Linked DNA regions of Homo sapiens: all the other regions are linked to region 2. Evidence: chromatin contacts called from ENCODE Hi-C or POLR2A ChIA-PET data. All regions are on one chromosome and are shown on one strand. Each heading gives the region's core, a stretch centred on a gene start or an enhancer-like site at or near the end of the contact. The rest is flanking DNA. Distances are from core to core; before and after follow the strand shown.

Region 1 (2,700 bases), core at 89-2,588, 430 kb after region 2:
ACATCCTCGGTTCCCTGTTTCCCTAGACCTTTCCTGGGCCACACCAGCCCTGGTTGGTTGTCTTGCTCAGTGCAGTGACAGGGTGAATTATTTCTGCATTCTTGAATGTAGCAAAACTTATCTACTTGAACCTCAGGTCACCAAATATAAAGCAATTTTGAACTGAAGGGGTTGTGGATACTTTAAGTCTCTGTGGGAATACAGGAGCTCACAATTCTTATTCTCAGCTTCCTCAAACAAAGGCTCAAGGAACAGTCCTCATTACTTTTCAGAGGTTGGGGGAGGGTTAAGGTCAGGAAGAGGTTGCTGAGTTTACAGTCTCATCCTGTCTCCCTCCTCCTATTGACAAGTCATCAGGATGGTTTATAGATTACTGCCTTACTTTAAGGCCTGTTTGTTGATGTTTGCAGACATTTATCCAATCTCAAGAAACTCAAGGGACCTGATTTCAACTTCAAATTATATATTATCCATATTTGGGATGGAATGGGCAATTTTAATAGAGAAACCCTATCAATCAGGCCAGGGAATAAATAGGAGGGCTTTGATTTATATACTGTGTTGAAATCATCTATATTGATTTAAAATTTTTAAAGTTCCTATGAATGTAATATTTTAACCTGAATATGATTCTTAACAATCCCCTCTCCTCAAATTGTATTCTTCTATTTTTTTTAACCTTTGGTGAAATATTAACTTACTGTACCATGCATTGATAATGTCCCCAGAGGTTAGCCAGGAGAAATATCAGCGTGTCCTTGGAGAGCTTGTCTATCCTGATGAGAACAAAAATTCTAGGACAAAAAGGCTCAATTCCTGAAATAATTACAGTAACTTCAGAAAGGAAATTAAGTATCTATTGAAAGATACACTTAGTAGAATAGTGACTTTTCCTACACATTTAAAATTTAGATACTATATTCAGGAAAAGGGAATTTACCAGGGTTTTTGGATGCAAATGATGAGAAATTAGTTAGTATCTGCAAGCCTGTAAGTACAATATAGTTTTGTACTTATGTAATTAGAGCTGTTTGTGAATCACTCTAATGTCACGTCTGATAGCTATAGTCCTTCAAAGGGGTATTTACATTAAGCCTGATGATAGGTACAGGCATGGAGACAATGAAATTCATTTTATCTATTGTAACATGCAGCCAGTAAATTAGCTTCCCTTTAACTTATGCTACGAAATGATGCTATTTAGTTTATGTGCATTATTCTTGGACTTCTGCATTCCTGGGAAAAGGTTGTCAAAGGTTGTATTAGCTGTGCAGTGAGGCAGCACAGCATGTCCAGGCACATACTCAGGTTAAAACCCTGCTGTACACATCTGCTGTCATTACCCTTTGCATCTTTGCTGATAATTTTTAAGAACCAAAACTGTATGTTGCTATTTTTAGTCCACTTACTTTCTGTTGAGGGTGATGGTCATTATTCTGACATTTCGTGACATATATGTCCACCCCCTGCTCCCCTGCATCAAAATAGATATGTTTTCATACCTACCACACAATCCAGCTGGGCTCAATTTGCATTTAGTTCTCTGGGGAGAGTTAATAATTTTATTTTCAAAAGGTCACTTGCTGACACACAACCTATAAAATAGTTAGCTACCCAAGATTCTTTTCACTCATTCCTCAAATACTTGGTTTAGTTTGGTCTTTTTAATTCACTACTGAAAATCCATTGCCTCTAGGAATTTCAATATTGCATTACAGCATAACAAACTATCCAATATCACTAATGGCCTATTTAGGAATGAAATGCTTTTTTTTTTTCTGGTTTTAAGCAATTTCTAATTTTGAAGGGGATCAGGCACCATCTACAAGGATAGAGTTAATAGCTCCCTGAAGGGACACATCACTAGCCAGGTCATAAAAATCATGCATGCTTTGCTCTTTCAGCCATAAGGCAAGAGGAAAACAAATACGCCTATTTTCCCTCTGCATTACCTTTGTGGTCTGAGGATGTTTGAAAAATTACAGCCATTATATTATTATTATTATTGTTATTTTTTACAATGTTTCTGAAATATGCATTTTTATTCATGTTTATCTATTTATATCTGGTATTTATCTATTTATGTCCTTTCCTCAAGAATTTACTCTCTAAGATGTCTTCTTTCAAAATCATATCCAAAACAGAACGCAAGTGCTGGGATGAATATAATATATACCATTTGAGAATTTGCCAGGCGTAACTATTAACTGGAAGATTCAAGCAAAGAACTAGTTAGTAAGGGAAGAAATTACTCAACATATTTGTTTTGGCTGCTCACATCAATCAGATTTGTGAGATAATAGCTTTAATTCCTTGTGATGAAACACACCAATCCTTTTCTGTATTACAAATGTACCCCAGTTTGACTAAGACAAAAATCAATCTAAATGCAGTGCATTTGCTTTGTCATTGTAAATGGTGCTTGGGTAATGAGCCCCTCAGGGATGGACGGGAGAGAACAGAGCAGTAGAGGAGGAAACAGGAGTGGGTGGGCTAAGGGCAAGGTTTATGATCCAACCTAGAAATCAGGAGGGAAGACATTGGGAAAACATTTCAGTATTCGAAGAGAGGGCCAGACAGTGAGGTGAAGAAGACCCAACAGAACTGGACTTAAGGTGGGGAGGGGGAAAGATGTCATAAAGGTGTTTAGGATGCTCCCCCTATGGGGCTGCAGGCACAGGGAGAGGTGTGTATCGTTAA
Region 2 (2,700 bases), core at 24-2,523:
AGCCCCTCCCAATATTAATATGATGCTAATAAGGCATGCAAAATGTTCCAACAATGTTAACAGACCAGATATATCTATATGTATATTTAACAAGACAATGGTATACAACCAACCCTCTAAAAGGACAATTTTGGGGAAAGAACATGCTGCAGAAGGTGTGGGCTGCTGGGCAGCTCAGAATCTTGCATCCCTATTCCTGTAAGTGCTGAGGTATTTTCATATTATTTTAAACCAATCCACATATCTTGAACATCATTTATTTCACCAATGAATTATTTCTAATATCAATTATGATAGCTAATTAACATCCCCTAGTGAAAGTGGAGATTATAGTGGTTAAAATGCCTGTTGATATATCTAATTTTTTTTGTTTTTTGAGACGAAGTCTCGCTGTGTCGCCCAGGCTGGAGTGCAGGGGCGCAATCTCGGCTCACTGCAATCTCCCGGGTTCAAGTGATTCTCCCGCTTCGGCCTCCTGAGTAGCTGGGATTACCGGTGCGCGCCACCACGCCCGGCTAATTTTTTGTATTTTTAGTAAAGACGGGGTTTCGCCATATTGGCCAGGCTGGTCTCGAACTCCTGACCTTAGGTGATCCATCTGCCTCGACTTCCCAAAGTGCTGGGATTACAGGCGTGAGCCACCACGCCCGGCCGATACATCTGATTTTTTAAAGGCCGTTTTGTTGTGCGAAGATCATTAGTTAGAATGCCTGGCTGGGTAAATACAACCGATGACTGCTGACGATATGGAACAGGCACAAGACTTCTGAACGATATGTAGAATAAATTATAACTTATCTAGAACACAAGGTAACAGTGGAAGATAATGAGCCAGGTGGAAGTTACAAATGTTGCCGCAAGTAGTTTCTGTTACTTTACGAGTTCTGGGAGCTTCTCTAACAGCTTTGACAGGAGTGAATCCCCAAGGCTAAACCCAAATCCTTATTTGCCGCCTACTCACGCCTTTGTGAGGACTACGATTCCCAGACGGCAACGCTCCCTTCACTCAACTTCCTTAGCTGGCGGGGAGACGCAGTTTACAGAACTACCTCCCCAACCGAATTTCACACACCTGTCACCTAGGACGCGGCCGGGAAGGCCTCCCTTCGATCCGCGTTCTCCCCATTTTGGGGTGTAGCTTGGATTCCTGAGCCCAGTTTTAGTGCGTGGCCGACCGGGAGGCCGGCGAGGCGCTCTAGGCCGAGCGGCTTCGTCTCTATGACCACAAGGGGCGGTCCCCGGTGTCCTGCGCGGGGGCGCGGAGGGGGCGGGCGTCAGTTCCGCGGGGGGCTGTCGGGGAACCATGGCTGCCCCGAGAGGTGAGAACTGGGTCTGCTGGGAGTGGGGAGTCCGCGGGGGGCGGCGGCGGGCGAGCATCTGCGCTGGTCAGCCCCTGTCGGGCAGCGGAGCACCCTGGTTGCCCAGTGCCTCTGGGGCCTGGCTGAGGCGTCAGGAGTTTGCGTGGAGCCGCTCCCGGCAGTCAGGGCAGCCTGCCTTCCGCTGCGGCTGCAGTCTCCGCGGCTGACTCCGCGCTGGGCAGGTCGGAGTCAGAGACCGCACTGACCTCCACTAGCTGGGAGTGGGTGGGAACCGAATTCTGACAGGCCGGGGCTGCGGCGGACCCGGAGAGAGGCCAGGGCGTGGGTCCGGGGCTGGACCGCATTACCCAGCGAGGCAGGACAGTTCTTCACCCTGGCCCCGCGGCTCCGGTCTCCTCTGCGCCTCCTACCCTGTGGATGCTCAGAGGCTTAAAGGCAGGCTCCGGGCGCAGATCCCATGCGGCGGCTGGGCCATGCAACAACCACTAAAGACATCACTGGGGCGTCAAAACAGCACTGAAATCGTAACGAAAGGAAGATAACAGTCGTTAACAGTTCCCACCTGTATGCTGTGTGTAATTATAGAGAATGCTGTATGCTGCTATTTGGGGTGGAAGCTGAGATCCACCTCCCTCCTCCTGAGGGATGGCACATTCGGGTGAAGGCGTATTTGTTGACTAATTGACATTTAAGGAGGGCGAGTCTAATTGACTCCGCACCACTTTTTGCTGAGCAGTGTGTGTAAGTTGGGACCAGAGGTGGATTCTTTGACTGTGGTGCATTAACCAGGAGAAGTTGGGCAACACCCGGATTCTTGCTCCACCCTTCCTCCATAGAGCACTTGGCTTCACCCTTGAATAAATATTGAACGAATACATAAGGAATATCTTCTTGCGTGGGTTTCAAGTTATTTTCCCTGTTGCGGGGTCCATGTTTCTCATCAGGCCCTGCCCAGGGGCATTGTCTTTAGTTGCATATGCTTCTCTTATGTCTTCTTTCTGTTTCATTTCAAATAAGTCCAATCTTAAAAGCCTTTTTTTGTAGCAACACAGGAAATAAAAGAAAAAGAAATAGAATTGTTTTGATAACTAAAATGGAATGGGGATAGCAAAATTGATCCGAACGAAAACTTATAAATTACAGAAGTCAAATCATTACTTGAAATAGCTGCAACAATGTAAAGGTTTAGGCTTATTGCCAATACATATTTGTTGAGCCTTGATTGTAATCCTAACAAAACTACAGTTTCCATAGTTTCCGAATATCCACAAAGGATTTATCTGGGACTTACAGAATTTCTAAGTTCTTAAGTATTACAAATAATGTCCCCATAAACTATAGTAAAACATAACCGAAAAAAAACATTTTAAACTGTAAGTTT
Region 3 (2,700 bases), core at 33-2,532, 320 kb after region 2:
ATTCACTCGTTAATGAAGAAATAAGAGCAGGAATTTGGCAGAGGGACAGTTCTAGACTCAAGTCCATCTCTCACTCTAACTGGCTCAGTGATCTTAAGCAGGCATCTAACTTTTTTGAGCCTCCGTTTCTTTACCATTTCTATAAAATGGTAATAATAACACCTTGGAGGCTGGTTTTACGAGTTAAATATGATCATATACATTAAGCATATGTATAGTAACTGGTACAGCTTAGAGATTAAGGCATGCTAATTCCCTTTCTTCTTCTCTACAAACATTTGGAGGAGCTACTGACTACAAGGCATTATGCCAGGCAGGGAGGAAACAAAGGTAAATCCATTGTACACGGATTATGTCCTCTGGGAGCCTGCAGCCCAGTAATGGAGGAGATAAAGTCAATGGTAAGTGCACAGATAGTTACAACACAAGACAGAGAGCGTGAGGTACCATGAGAGGTGGAACCAAGATTGCAACGGGAAGGCCATGTCTATGCCCTATGTGTCTGCTTGTGAACTGACCTTCTTCATGGTTGGCAGTGCCCCTTACTGGATTAAAGGATGTTCTATGTTGTTTGTTACAACATGTTGGTGTCTTTAATTTGGAAGTTAAAAGAAAAAATAACAGAAAGGAGTTTTTGCTTCTATGAGGAAGGGGTACTTTATCAAAATTACCCAACACCATCCCTGAACTACGGGTGAGGACAAACCTGGCTCCCCCAATCTTTGCTGGAGAGCCGAAGCCTCTTCGGGTCCCATTGGGTCCAAGTGCAGCAGAACCTGGCTCTTTGGATCAGCGACATTAATCTGCTTTGTTTTATCTGCGGTGTCACAAAGTTTAGTTGAATGATCTGATAGAAAGTACAAACCGGCCGGGTGCAGTGGCTCACACCTCTAATCCTAGCACTTTGGGAGGCCGAGGTGGGCGGATTGCCTGAGCTCAGGGTTTTGAGACCAGCCTGAGCAACATGGTGAAACCCCCTCTCTACTAAAAGACAAGAGAAACTAGCCGGGCATGGCGGCGTGTGCCTGTAGTCCCAGCTACTCAGGAGGCTGAGGCAGGAGAATTACTTGAAACCGGGAGGCGGAGGTTGCAGTGAGCCGAGATCGCACCACTGCACCACTCCAGCCTGGGCAACAGAGCGAGACTCCGTCTCTAAAAAAAAAAGAAAGTACAAACCACAGCCTGACTCTGAGAATAACTGGGAGGAATCCCCTGCTGTCACACACTGGGAATCAGAGCGGCACATCCTGCCCTTGCAGGGCCCTGAGGCTCTAAAAGCAACATGTTCCAATTGGAAGCATATATTCTGCAAGGGTTTGTCTCCAGGCAGCGCTACAGCCTCCTCTTCTGGCACCATAGAGACTGTTGCTTCTGTCAGGATTTCTGGCACCAGCAAAAGTGAAAGGGAACAGGACCAACTACGCTTCCCTGAGCAAGGTGGATCTTCTGGGCAGCACCTTGGTGAGAATACACACCACTGAGCAGCCTAGACTGGTGCTGATTAGGTGAAGGGTGGGCGGCCAGAAGGACAGATTTTCATGTGTGTGTGTGTGTGTGTGTGTGTGTGTGTGAGTGAGAAACATAACTCAATGCTTCATCTCCCCTGCCTACATTACATTCACACTTTGTGAATCTGACAGCCTGTGGGTTTGGGCTGTATTTGCAGCTTTATTAGGCATTGCAGCAACTGAACAGGCTTTTCTTCTTCTTCCTTTTTTTTTTTTTTCTTTGAAACTACAGTTTCCCCTAGCTTGTGTTAAAATTCTCAGACTTTTCTTTTTTTAACCCCCTCCCCTTTTTAAAAGTTGTGAAATATGGTAGAGTGACTGAAAAGATTAGAGAATAAATGTACAGCAGAATGAAGGGAACACCCTGATGACTATCATTCTGATCAAGAATAGAGCATCTCTAGCTCCCAGAACACATCCCTCCTCCATACACCCCTTCCCTGTCACACCCCCACTCTGCCCCGATTTTACTTTTTCTTCCATTTAAAGATGTGTATGTATGTATGTATTTATTTATATTTATTATTATTTTTTTAAAGTGGAGATTCGCTTTTTGCCCAGGCTGGAGTGCAATGGCATGATCTCGACTCACTGCAACCTCCACCTCCTGGGTCCAAATGATTCTTCTCCCTCAGCCTCCTGAGTAGCTGGGTTTACAGGCACGCACCACCATGTCCGGCTAATTTTGTATTTTTGGTAGAGATGGGGTTTCACCATGTTGGCCAGGCTGGTCTCGAAGTCCTGACCTCAGGTGATCCACCCCCCTCAGCCTCCCAAAGTGCTGGGATTACAGTCATGAGCCACTGTGCCCGGCCTTGAATTTTTTATACAGTTAAAATGCATGTCCATTTTTGGGAAAAAATACATAAAATACAGACTATTGATGAAAAATATATCACCCATGATTTTTCCTTGCCCAGGGTCATGTTAACATTTTGTGAAATATCCTACAACACATTTAAATATGTATTTATGCTTTCTATAATTAAAAATGGACCACATGAGAAATGTTTTCAATAATATTTGGTGAAAATATTTGCATCTCCATATAGCTCTGCTGCAAGGTATTTGGTAAGATCCAAATATCTGGGTGTGCTACTAGAAACCATTTTTATAAATAATGTTGAAATGAACAGGTTTGTGTATAGATCTTGAAGTACCCAGCTGATAACTTCCTTGAGATCAAAAGGAA
Region 4 (2,752 bases), core at 17-2,516, 450 kb after region 2:
GTCTCAAAAATAAATAAATAAATAAATAAATCAGAGTAACAAGAGTTAACTGCAGGTAATGAAACATTATAGGTATATTAAAAAAAATTCTTCCTTCTAACATCCCCCAAAACAGATAACACATGTTAACAACTTGGTGTGTATCCTTCTGTGCTGTTACTCATGCTGAGACAAACATATCAAAACAAACCCACAAGTATATAAGATTTTTGTTGGGATTTTTGGTTTTTCATAAAGTGGACAAACCCATTTTCTCCATCTTTCTTCACTTAAGGATACATCATTGACACCTCTCCAAAATTAATTTTAAAATGCTTAATGTTCCAGAAATATGGATGTGGTATCATTTATTCATCCCTTAATCAATGTCACATTTAAGAGGGATATGGGCAAATAGGGCAGGGGATGATGTTCCAGGGCAGGATGGCAGAAGTGGAGCCAGAAGCCATGACATAGAAAAAAGGACTGATGCAACCAGAGATGCTTAACTGGGAGAATAAAAGGTGGGTGGAAGAAGGGGAGGGTTGGTTGGGTTCATCAGTTAATATTGGAGCTTTGCTCAGACTGGGGTTGAACAGGTTAGTAATTCTATGGTTAGTGTTTGATTCCTTGTCAAGACAGGTCTAGGGAAGTGGGGAGGGTGAAGACTCTATTTCCTTCAGTGATTGGAGGGTTGTGCAAAACAGCAGCCTTTGGGGTTACCAAGCGTGGCCCACCCTATCCCCAGAGAGCTGGCGGGCTCTGTGGAACAACCTCCACAGTAAGCACATTATAAAAACATTAGGCGAAATAATAAAAATAATGACATTAAAAAGAAAAATTGTTGTAGAAACCAAACAAACCCAGACCTACAGCCGAGGCAGGCACCAGCCGGGATGTTGTTAGCATGCTTAGGAGAAATTTGATTTCGATGAATTTCGTTGTCAGTGTAACCAGGGCATGAATCACCCTCCTCCGCCCTTTCTCATCGTTCTAATACCAAGATTTAGAGAACATGGCATTAGAGAGATAAAGAGGTTCACAAACAGTATCAGCCAGGAGCCCCCCGGGCCCAAAAGCAGCACCAGGCTCAGCCAGGAGGCAGCTTTCTGCTGTTATGGGCCTATAAATCTGAAGGCATCTGAACCCCTGCGGGATCTGAAGCCATCAACTCTGAGACCAGAACTGTCACCTTTTCTGCTCCCAACCTCTTCCTCCCACCACAGTCCACCTGACCATGGGGTGAGAAATGAGGTTTCTCACTAGAAGCAAGTTCTGGCAGAGCAGGGGCCTGGCCACACCAGTGCTGTAGCAAGCAGCTTGCACTGGCTTCCAGGGTTTGCATCCGTGGTGACAAATGTACTCTCCTGAGGTGGCTAGGAAAAGCCACCTGTCCTGCCAGACACAGGGATGCAACGCCAGTGTAGGATCTGGAGGATCCCACATGCAGCATCGGGGCAGATGGTCACAGTCTGGTGACTGGGGAATCCCCAACGGCCCTGAAACCATGCTCTCAGTTTTATTTTTAGCTAATATGTACTTGATCCTTTCCCACGTGCCAGACATAGTGCCAGGTGCTTCCTGTGGATCATCTCCATCCGTGTTCCCAGCCCTCTGCTAGCTACTGGTGCACATACTTTACACATGAGGAGACTGAGGCTCAGGGAGATGAAGTTACCTGGCCCAAGTCACTCAGCTGGCCAGGAGTGGAGCCAGGGCTTGACCTGAGGTCTGCCCAACTCCAGCATTTATACCCTTTCCATTAAGAGTTGATGATGCCTCATGGCCATGAGAAGGGACTACGGGGAAAAGTGGGCTTTCCTAAAGCCTTTGCTTTCTCTCATCTGATTACAAATCCAACCAATTTCATGCGTTCCAATTCGAAGTGCTCAACCTACCCTCATTTATCTATAGTTCGTCACAGCCCTCAAGATTGCTTAGGGGATGGGGGACCTGTCTTAGTAATACCAGTGCTTCAGGCCGTTACCACTCACACAGGTGACAAAAACAGGGACTAGAAATTAGAATTAGAGAAATCCACAAAGCGCTGAGGTTGGCTGTCTTGTGGTGGCGTTTCTCAGATACCAGGGCCCACTGATTTATTTCCCTCAAGGAGAGGCAGTGAAAAACAGTGGTTAGGAAAATAGTCATGAAACATGGATTCTGGAGTTGAGTGATCTGGGTTTAAGTCCCAGTTCTGGCTGTGACTTTGGGCAAGTTACTTAACCTTGTATAAAACAGGAATAATAATAAGATTAAATGAGCTCTTGTATACAGAGTTGTCAGCTTAGTCCCTTGCACAAAGTAGGTATTCAGTACATACTATCCATTGTGGATAGTATGTTGTCCCCAGGTACAGCGGGGACACTGCAGAAGCACTGTCATTAAGGCATGCACTTGGAGTTGTTTTTCCTGTAGGGGGAACATGTTTTAGTCAACCAATATCTGTTCACAAATCTGGCGTCTTTTGGGGAATTGTTTGGGAACTGCCTGGCCTGGGTAAAGAGAGGCATTTCCAGAAGAATATAATTCCAGGCTCAAAGACAGCTGATTCACAGTACCGGTTCTGCCAGTCACCACTGGGTCCTTTGTGCAGTCACTCCATTCTCTGAGTTGTGACTGAAGGATTATGAGAGCCACCTTGGCTAGGTCATTGTCCACCTGAGATGAGGTCACAAATATAAAGCACCCAGAAGAGTGTTTGGCCCCCAGATGGTACATGGTGGTAATTGGTCCCCTTCTGCTGTGGCCTAACCACAACTTCCCAGACCAG

Evidence for each region. A loop is a pair of places that touch in the nucleus more often than their neighbours do. ChIA-PET counts read pairs that join two places held with the same protein, here RNA polymerase II (POLR2A). Pooled maps may share reads with other maps.
Region 1: a pooled map shows a loop between it and region 2 (3-fold over the local background). The contact joins the enhancer-like site here to the promoter of SLC35A1 in region 2. A Hi-C loop is called at or near these places in 7 of 50 pooled maps.
Region 3: a map of OCI-LY7 shows a loop between it and region 2 (3-fold over the local background). The contact joins the enhancer-like site here to the promoter of SLC35A1 in region 2. A Hi-C loop is called at or near these places in 6 of 168 maps with a recorded cell type or tissue (Caco-2, K562, OCI-LY7 and 3 more), 18 of 37 single-sample maps with no recorded cell type and 14 of 50 pooled maps. POLR2A ChIA-PET finds 5 or more read pairs at or near these places in 3 of 52 experiments (Caco-2, K562 and OCI-LY7).
Region 4: a loop to region 2 is called in a pooled map, with 5 times the contacts of the local background. The contact joins the enhancer-like site here to the promoter of SLC35A1 in region 2. A Hi-C loop is called at or near these places in 17 of 37 single-sample maps with no recorded cell type and 5 of 50 pooled maps.

Annotation. Positions count from the first base shown.
Region 1 is chr6:87,903,958-87,906,657 of GRCh38, forward strand. All of the region lies in intron 2 of LOC101928911 (a long non-coding RNA gene), which reads left to right. Among named protein-coding and RNA genes, the nearest start is that of SPACA1, 140 kb to the right of the region's middle. RefSeq lists an enhancer at 1,247-1,496. Within about 2 kb of position 1,339, at least 2 of the 41 ENCODE cell types and tissues checked have a DNase peak (open chromatin) inside an H3K27ac peak, as active enhancers do.
Region 2 is chr6:87,471,701-87,474,400 of GRCh38, forward strand. It overlaps SLC35A1 (solute carrier family 35 member A1), which reads left to right and starts at 1,274. Exons shown (of 8, transcript NM_006416.5): 1 at 1,274-1,319. The coding sequence starts at 1,304. LOC124901357 (a long non-coding RNA gene) reads right to left here and starts at 1,245. Exons shown (of 2, transcript XR_007059668.1): 1 at 1,073-1,245; 2 at 1-798. RefSeq lists enhancers at 921-1,827, 1,823-1,992, 2,043-2,142 and a silencer at 1,233-1,372.
Region 3 is chr6:87,795,370-87,798,069 of GRCh38, forward strand. All of the region lies in intron 2 of LOC101928911 (a long non-coding RNA gene), which reads left to right. Among named protein-coding and RNA genes, the nearest start is that of AKIRIN2, 94 kb to the left of the region's middle. RefSeq lists enhancers at 502-1,003, 1,004-1,503, 1,458-1,557. Within about 2 kb of position 1,283, at least 5 of the 41 ENCODE cell types and tissues checked have a DNase peak (open chromatin) inside an H3K27ac peak, as active enhancers do; they include OCI-LY7, where a contact is called at or near this core.
Region 4 is chr6:87,924,290-87,927,041 of GRCh38, forward strand. No RefSeq gene overlaps it. Among named protein-coding and RNA genes, the nearest start is that of SPACA1, 120 kb to the right of the region's middle. RefSeq lists enhancers at 957-2,046, 1,232-1,421. Within about 2 kb of position 1,267, at least 5 of the 41 ENCODE cell types and tissues checked have a DNase peak (open chromatin) inside an H3K27ac peak, as active enhancers do.